Linked DNA regions of Homo sapiens: region 1 is linked to region 2. The links are chromatin contacts, found by Hi-C or POLR2A ChIA-PET in ENCODE. All regions are on one chromosome and are shown on one strand. Each heading gives the region's core, a stretch centred on a gene start or an enhancer-like site at or near the end of the contact. The rest is flanking DNA. Distances are from core to core; before and after follow the strand shown. Region 1 overlaps ZFAND3 (zinc finger AN1-type containing 3). Region 2 overlaps LINC02520 (long intergenic non-protein coding RNA 2520).

The links. A loop is a pair of places that touch in the nucleus more often than their neighbours do. ChIA-PET counts read pairs that join two places held with the same protein, here RNA polymerase II (POLR2A). Pooled maps may share reads with other maps.
Region 1: a pooled map shows a loop between it and region 2 (9-fold over the local background). The contact joins two enhancer-like sites. A Hi-C loop is called at or near these places in 3 of 50 pooled maps. POLR2A ChIA-PET finds 5 or more read pairs at or near these places in 2 of 52 experiments (Panc1 and activated naive CD4-positive, alpha-beta T cell).

Annotation. Positions count from the first base shown.
Region 1 is chr6:37,866,237-37,869,646 of GRCh38, forward strand. All of the region lies in intron 1 of ZFAND3 (zinc finger AN1-type containing 3), which reads left to right. Among named protein-coding and RNA genes, the nearest start is that of ZFAND3, 48 kb to the left of the region's middle. RefSeq lists silencers at 823-1,023, 1,967-2,036. Within about 2 kb of position 1,680, at least 4 of the 41 ENCODE cell types and tissues checked have a DNase peak (open chromatin) inside an H3K27ac peak, as active enhancers do.
Region 2 is chr6:37,512,320-37,515,834 of GRCh38, forward strand. All of the region lies in intron 1 of LINC02520 (long intergenic non-protein coding RNA 2520), which reads left to right. Among named protein-coding and RNA genes, the nearest start is that of LINC02520, 6.7 kb to the left of the region's middle. RefSeq lists enhancers at 530-1,131, 1,132-1,733, 3,004-3,515. Within about 2 kb of position 2,177, at least 3 of the 41 ENCODE cell types and tissues checked have a DNase peak (open chromatin) inside an H3K27ac peak, as active enhancers do.

The DNA.
Region 1 (3,410 bases), core at 430-2,929, 350 kb after region 2:
TATGTTAGAATGGGATTAGGTGAGATTATCATTCTTTTATTTTCCAGTCTTTTTTGTTTCTTCCTGAAATTAGATTTGAGGGTGGTATTGTGAAGTTAGGTGGTTTGGTCTATATATAGTTTGCCCAATGTTGTTATATGATGTGGTATTTGAGAGAACTCTAAATTATCTTGATAACCCCCACTTCTTTTTTTCTTAGATGATTAATAAGAATAGAATTAAATTAAAAGACAGCTTTTTAATTTTAAAGACATTATTAGACTGTCCAAACATGTCTGAATTCTTAGAATTAAAGGGAAGTTTGAAATTAAAATATTGGCTTATCCAGAAAGTAGTCATGTTAAGGCTGTTTTGTTGACTGCTTGATTAAAAATTAGGTTACCCAGTGGTTTTCACAGGACACTCCCAAAGATTGTTGAAAAAGACATTTTGAGTGTAGAAGTATCTGAGATACTGGTGCACTGTACTTGGTGTAGTGTATTATCCAGTGACCTTTGAATTTTCTGTGTCACTTAAAGAAAAGAGGTTCTTATTTTTACTTCAATCACTGTAAATGTCAGTGAGAGATAGCTCTGTGGTCACTGACTTTCAACAGTGGTAAGGTCAGGTAAGAACTTCACGAAGCCTTTTAGGAATTTGTCTGTAAAGGGCACTGTGTTGTCATGAAACATACGGACTGCTTTACTAAGGACCTGGGATGCTCACACAGAAGGCAACTCCATTTGTGGAGAAGGCTTATTTTGTCTGAATTGTTTAATGTCTTGTCTCAGACAGATGATGACTCAAAGTCAAATGTTCACCTTTAGGGGACCCAAAAGGATACAAAAGAGAATGCATAGTAATGATTGGCCTATAGGCGGTTGAGTGGCAAAGCTAGTTTAAAGAAGAAAAATCCTTCCTATCTTTTTTTGTAGTTCTGTAAGCATTATTTGAAGAAACTTGGATTTCCCTGTGTGCTTTAAAGTGAAGTGCATGTTGTGCAGTAAAGAAGCAGATCTAACCTCATTGTGGAACTTGCTTGCTGTGGTGAATCACAGAAGGAATGATGTGAAGGCAACATTTATATTTTCGTGCGTGAAAAATTCATATGAATCACAGACAGAAACTCAGAAGTGGCCATGTCACTCTGGTTTCTCTGTTAAGGAGCTGTGGTCCTAAGCTTGCTGCTGACAGGTAGCGAATTAGAAATACATCTTCAAATTACCAATTTTTCTGCTGCATCTGCTGCATTTTAGACTAGTAAAGGGAAGGAGCAGACCAATGATTATGCCCTTTCCTCTCTGTGGCACCCCTATTTAAGGAAAGGGGATTTGAGGTTGTTGTATGGGTCCTTAATGTGGGTTTAAAAATTTTTCATTCCACATTAGTGGTACTTGTCCAATTTTTTTTGATCAGCTAATGAAATATAATAACTGTTTGCATATTTTACTGCCTATTCGCCATAGTTACCTAAACTAGTGGCATTGCTAGAAAATGTTGAGAATTGTCACAATAAGAACCAGTACTCAGTCTTTGATAAAGTTCCCAAAGTATGCTTTGTAGGAGGGACTAATTGTCCATTGTGACATGAACCTGAATATTAGAGATAGTGTACTATAGTGAAAAAGTACTTTGGGTGAAAGACTGGATTCTTGCCTTGGCTTTCTTACTTGAGTATATGATTTAATATTTTTGACCGAGAGTTGCTATTATACCAGGGGACAATAACTTCCTCCTTTTTTCTTTTTGTTTCACATTTAAACAGGGTGGTTGTTAAGACCAGTGAGAGATAAATAAGCTAATGTAAATGTTGACACCTGCTACTTGAAAGTTAAGAATGATGTTAATTGTTAAATTTTTCTTAGATGTCTTTACTAGATTGAAATTTCCTTTAATTCTTAATTTGATGAGTTTTTTCCTTCATAAATGTGTATTGACATGTGTCAAATGCTTTTACTGCATCTTTTGAAATGATGATATGGTTTTTCTTCTTTATTCTGTTAATGGGGCATTCCCTGCCCTGTAGGAGTGATAGTTGAATAGAAAGAAAAACAAAGAAATGGTAATATCTGTTGTGATTGAGGGTTACAAAAGATGCAGTGGGAGTGTAGAGAGAGGAGTAATGAAATCAACCTGATAAAGTTAGGAAAACTTTCAGAGAAACTGGAACAAGATGGAGCTTTGGCATTTGTGATAGAGGGAGGGAGGGGAGTGGTATATCTTGGGCAGAGGACATGGCCATTGTAGTGGGAATATGGGGTACATAGTGGAGGGTACTACCTAGAGATGTGACTGTAGCGCGGGGCTGGGGTTGTGAAAGGAGCATTACATGCTGTGTTAAGGTTTCTGTCTTGTATGTGGTTATAGGAAGCCAAAAACCAAGCCAAAGAGTTTTGAGAAAGTGAGGAATGTGATGAGATTTTTGTGAAAGATCTCTCCTGCAGTATTATGGTGTGGGTGTTGATGAGTTGTTTTAACAACCTTACATTCCTGTGATAAACGTCACTTGGTCATGATGAATCATTTTTAAATATATTACTAGACTCCATTTGTTAGTGCAGTATTTTGTTAAAGATTTTTGCATACGTGCTCATGTTTTCTTTGTCACAATTTGATATGAGGTGTTATGCTTGCCTCAAAATCAGTTGTTAAATATTCGTCTATTTTTCTGGAAGTGTTCAATTGATGTTAGTTATTCCTTAAATGTTTGAGAGAATTTGCCATTTGAACCTGTGGTTTGGTTTGTGTGAATATTCGCATTTGATAACAAATTCAGTTAGTAGAGTTAGGGCTATTAGGATTTTTTAGTCTATAGTATGTCAATTTTGATAAGTTATATTTCTCATGGAATATGTCCATTTTGCCTAAGTTGTCAGATTTTTTTGGCATAAAGTTCATTGTATCGTTCATTTAATAATATATGTATGGTCTGTAGTGATTTTGTCTTTATTTATTTATTTTTTGAGATGGAGTCTCGCTCTATCATCCAGGCTGGAGTGCAGTGGCACGATCTTGGCTCACTGCTGCAACCTCCACCTCCCGAGTTCAAGTGATTCTCCTACCTCAGCCTCCCGAGTAGCTGGGATTACAGGCGCACCACGCCTGGCTAGTTTCTGTATTTTTAGTAGAGATGGGGTTTCACCATGTTGGCCAGGCTGGTCTCGAACTCCTGACCTCAGGTGATCCACGTACCTGGGCCCCCAAAGTGCTGGGATTACAGGCGTCAGCCACCGTGCCTGGCCGTTATTTTGTCTTTCATTCATGATATTGGTTAATCTGTATTTATCAAGTTTGTTAATTTTTTTTTTTTTTTGAGATAGGGTCTTGCTGTCACCCAGGCTTAAGTGCAGTGATGTGGTCATAGCTCACTGTAACCTCCAACTCCTGGGCTCAGGCAATCCTCACACCTCACACTCCTGAGTAGCTGGGAC
Region 2 (3,515 bases), core at 927-3,426:
AGGGGAAGTCAGAGCCTGAGCTGAGCTGTGTGTATGGCAGTGAACAAAGGCTCAGGGGGCTCTTCCTAAATGTCTCGCTGGAGGCATCGGTGTTTGTTATCAGTGGCCTCCTGTCTCCCTGCCTCCTCTCTTTGAGCTGAGTAAGGAATCAGAGAGCTCTCCTTCCACCTCCTGCCTGCATCCCCTCCACGAGGTCACCTGCTCAGGCCTGGCTTTAGCCAGAACACTGCTCGTCTGCTTTACACGGCTCTGCCTGCGGGGAAAGTTCAGACTTCTTCATCTGACATTCCAAGCACACCTTGATCCTCCGAAGCTCACTCCTCCAGCCTCCTCCCGCCTTTCCTCACTGCTCAGTCCCTCTGCTCTCATTCCTGTAGGGAAGTTGTGTGGAGGTGGGATGTGGTTATCCGTGAGCACCTGAGCAGCCCTGTGGGTAGGGGCCAGGCCTTTGTGGCACAGAGGTCATTTGCAGTGCATCCAGGAAAACTTCCCTTTGTCCCGTCCGACGTGTACTCCCCTTTCCACACCTGGCTCCCCCTCCTTCTTGGCCTGGAATGCTGACTTCTCTGCATCCAAGGGCTCCCTTGTCCTCTGGCTTGCAGCTGGGTTTGGAGGAAGGGAGGAGACTGAGGACAGGGAATTTATTACCCCAGCTCCCTCCCCGCAAGGTCACCACAGGGTGGCTGTGTCCCTCTGACCCTGCTTGCAGCTGCTCTCATGCAGCTACTCTCAGAGGGGGCTCCCCACTCTTGCTAGCCCTAAGGTTCTGAGGCTCCCCATGTTGGTTTCCTTAAACCCTGCCTCCATCTTTGTAGAGACCCTTTATTCAAGTCTCCTCACGTTACTCAGGGTGAGGCTGCCATCACGGTGCTACCAGCACCCTGCATGAATCCAGTGCTGGCCCCTTGAGGAAGAGCCGAATCCCCAGACAGGAAACAGGGACTGAGACAGCAGGCTCTGTGGGTAGGAGGGCACTGCCGCCACTTCCTGGGCATCCTTCTCCTGGAATGGAGGCACCCCTTGGCGAGGTACAGGCAGGAGCTCAGTAAACTCCGCTAACCATCTTGGTGCTTGCTGCTTCCCAGCATGGAACTGAGCGCAAACGCTGAAGGCGGCTCCTTCCACTTCTCCCTTGGGAAGGGGAAGCCCCCTGAACCACCAATGGGGACCATCCAGTGCACTAACAGTCATCTCCAAATACTTGGATCACACACCCCAGTGGGTAGAATATTTTTGAGGATGTGCTGCGTATCAGGTCAGGGTCTCAGCAGGAGACAGATGCCACTTTTAAATTAGGGTAATACGAGCAGATTTCTTCACAAAGGACTCTTTATAAAGGTGCGAGTGCAGGGGAGCCGGGAGGGACAGTGCAGTAAGCAGGGGCTGGCTGCCGCAGGGCTGTGACCACCACGAGGGGAGGGGGTGCTGAGCCAAATTTGGAAGGAGAGAGTCAACTTGTAAGCAGCTTCCAGGAAAGAGTTGCCTGCAGTGCCCTGCAGGGATGGAGCGGTGGAATCAATTCCCCAACTGCACTTTGCCAGTGTCCTCTGATCTCCCGAGCCTCCCCTTAGCCAAATCCTACCTGACACCTGCGGGCAGGGAGCCCGAGTGATGGGGACCACGCAGGGCAGCCTCAGAGCAGGGTGGAGGAGGTGAAGAACCAAGGGTAAGCAGGAGATACTCAGCGTGTATCCCTAGCAAATGTACACTTATTTATTAGTAAATTCTAAATGTGCAATTGTGCTAATATGTGCATTATAAAGTATACAGAAAAAGGGGCGTTGAAAAGCATGTGGTAAAATAGATAGAAGTGGAAGTTCTATTCCATTTCTTCTGCCCCCAATAGATTCTTTCATGCCCCGTGGGGGTGTATTTTTCCTGCTTTGAGGAACACCATGTTCAAAGGCCAGTGCCCTGAAGGAGCACTCTGGGGTGATGGGAACATTATCTTGATCTGCATGGTGATTATATGAGTGTATACACATGTAAAAGGTGCATGTGGCCGTGTCACACTGCACACCGATCTGGGACCAGTGGGTTCCCTTTTCTTCCATTGTTCATCCAGGAGGTGGGGCTGCCTGTAGCTCCAGGGCTACCTCCCTCACTGTCTTTTCTTCTCACTCCTCTTAGCCCATCCCTACAAGGCTGAAGTGGTCCAGCCCAGAGTGCCTGCCTCCCTGGGGAGGCCCAGCCACCTTGTTCGCTGAGAGTAATCATGAGTCACACGTATATAGCTCTTCGTATGTGCTGGGAGCAGCTCTAAGCACTGAATATGCATTCACTCATTTAATCCTCACAACAGCCTTGTGAACACTGGTATTGTCTTTACTTTCATTTTACAAACAAGGACACTGAAGCACAGAGAGGTCAAGTGACTCACCCAAAGCCACACAGCATGTAGAGGAGAGCCAGGACTTGCCCCAGGACCTGTGCTCCAATCCACATTGTGCAGCTTCTTGTCTTCCCCAGGGCCAGAAAGAAAGTTACACTCAGGGCCTGTTCCCTTGAAGCCGATCTCTTTTTTCTCTGTCATTTTCCCCAAATTCCAGTTCTTTTCCTCTCACATGGCAATTGGTGTGGGACTGAGTCCAGGCCAGGGCTATCTTGGCGGCACTGTGGTAATTAATGAGCAGTGCCCTAGGGCAGGCAGCCTGGGAGGCAGACTCAGGGCCTGGGGCTGCGCCTTTCTCCCGGCCAGCCTGGAGGCGGGAGAGGGAGAGGTTTCTGTTTGCCCAGACAACCCCCAGCAGGCTGGCTTCCTTCTCTCTCTCCCTCCCCACCACCTGCAATGAGTTGCTGCCCCAGCCCATGAGATGCACCATAGCCTTCCAGGCCCAGCAAAACCACACTCCGCCTTGTGAATCTGAGAGCCCGGATTCCCTCACTGCAACTCCGGGAAGGCAGGAACCATATCTGTCTTCCTCAGTGTCACCACCTGACACCTTCCTCAAAGGTGCTTTGGGACACAGCATATACCAATGACTGCTAGACTCTGTGGAGGAACGTTAGAATGTTCTCAAAGGTCTTGACAATGTTCTGTGGGCCTAGTGGGTCACCAGAGTTTCCCAGCAGGTGAGTTTCATGGCCAGAATTCTCCAAGCGTCCTGGGGTGTTTGGGGCTGGCTGGCATCTTCCCTTGCTTTTTTTTTTTTTTTTTTTTTTGAGATAGAGTCTCACTCTGTTGCCCAGGCTAGAGTGCCATGGCACGATCTCAGCTCACTGCAACCTCTGCCTCCCAGGTTCAAGCAATTCTCCTGCCTCAGCCTCCCGGGTAGCTGGGACTATAGTGCACACCACCAAGCCCGGCTAATTTTTGTATTTTTAGTAGAGACGGGGTTTTGCCTTGTTGACCAGACTGGTCTCGAACTCCTGGGCTCAAGTGTTCTGCCTGCCTTGGCCTCTCACAGTGCTGGGATTACAGGCGTGAGCCACCATGCCCGGCAGCATCCTCCCTTCTTTCTGCAGTGTTTGCTGAGAGCTCTAGCAGCCTGATGAGCCCCCTCCCTGTGGGCTGG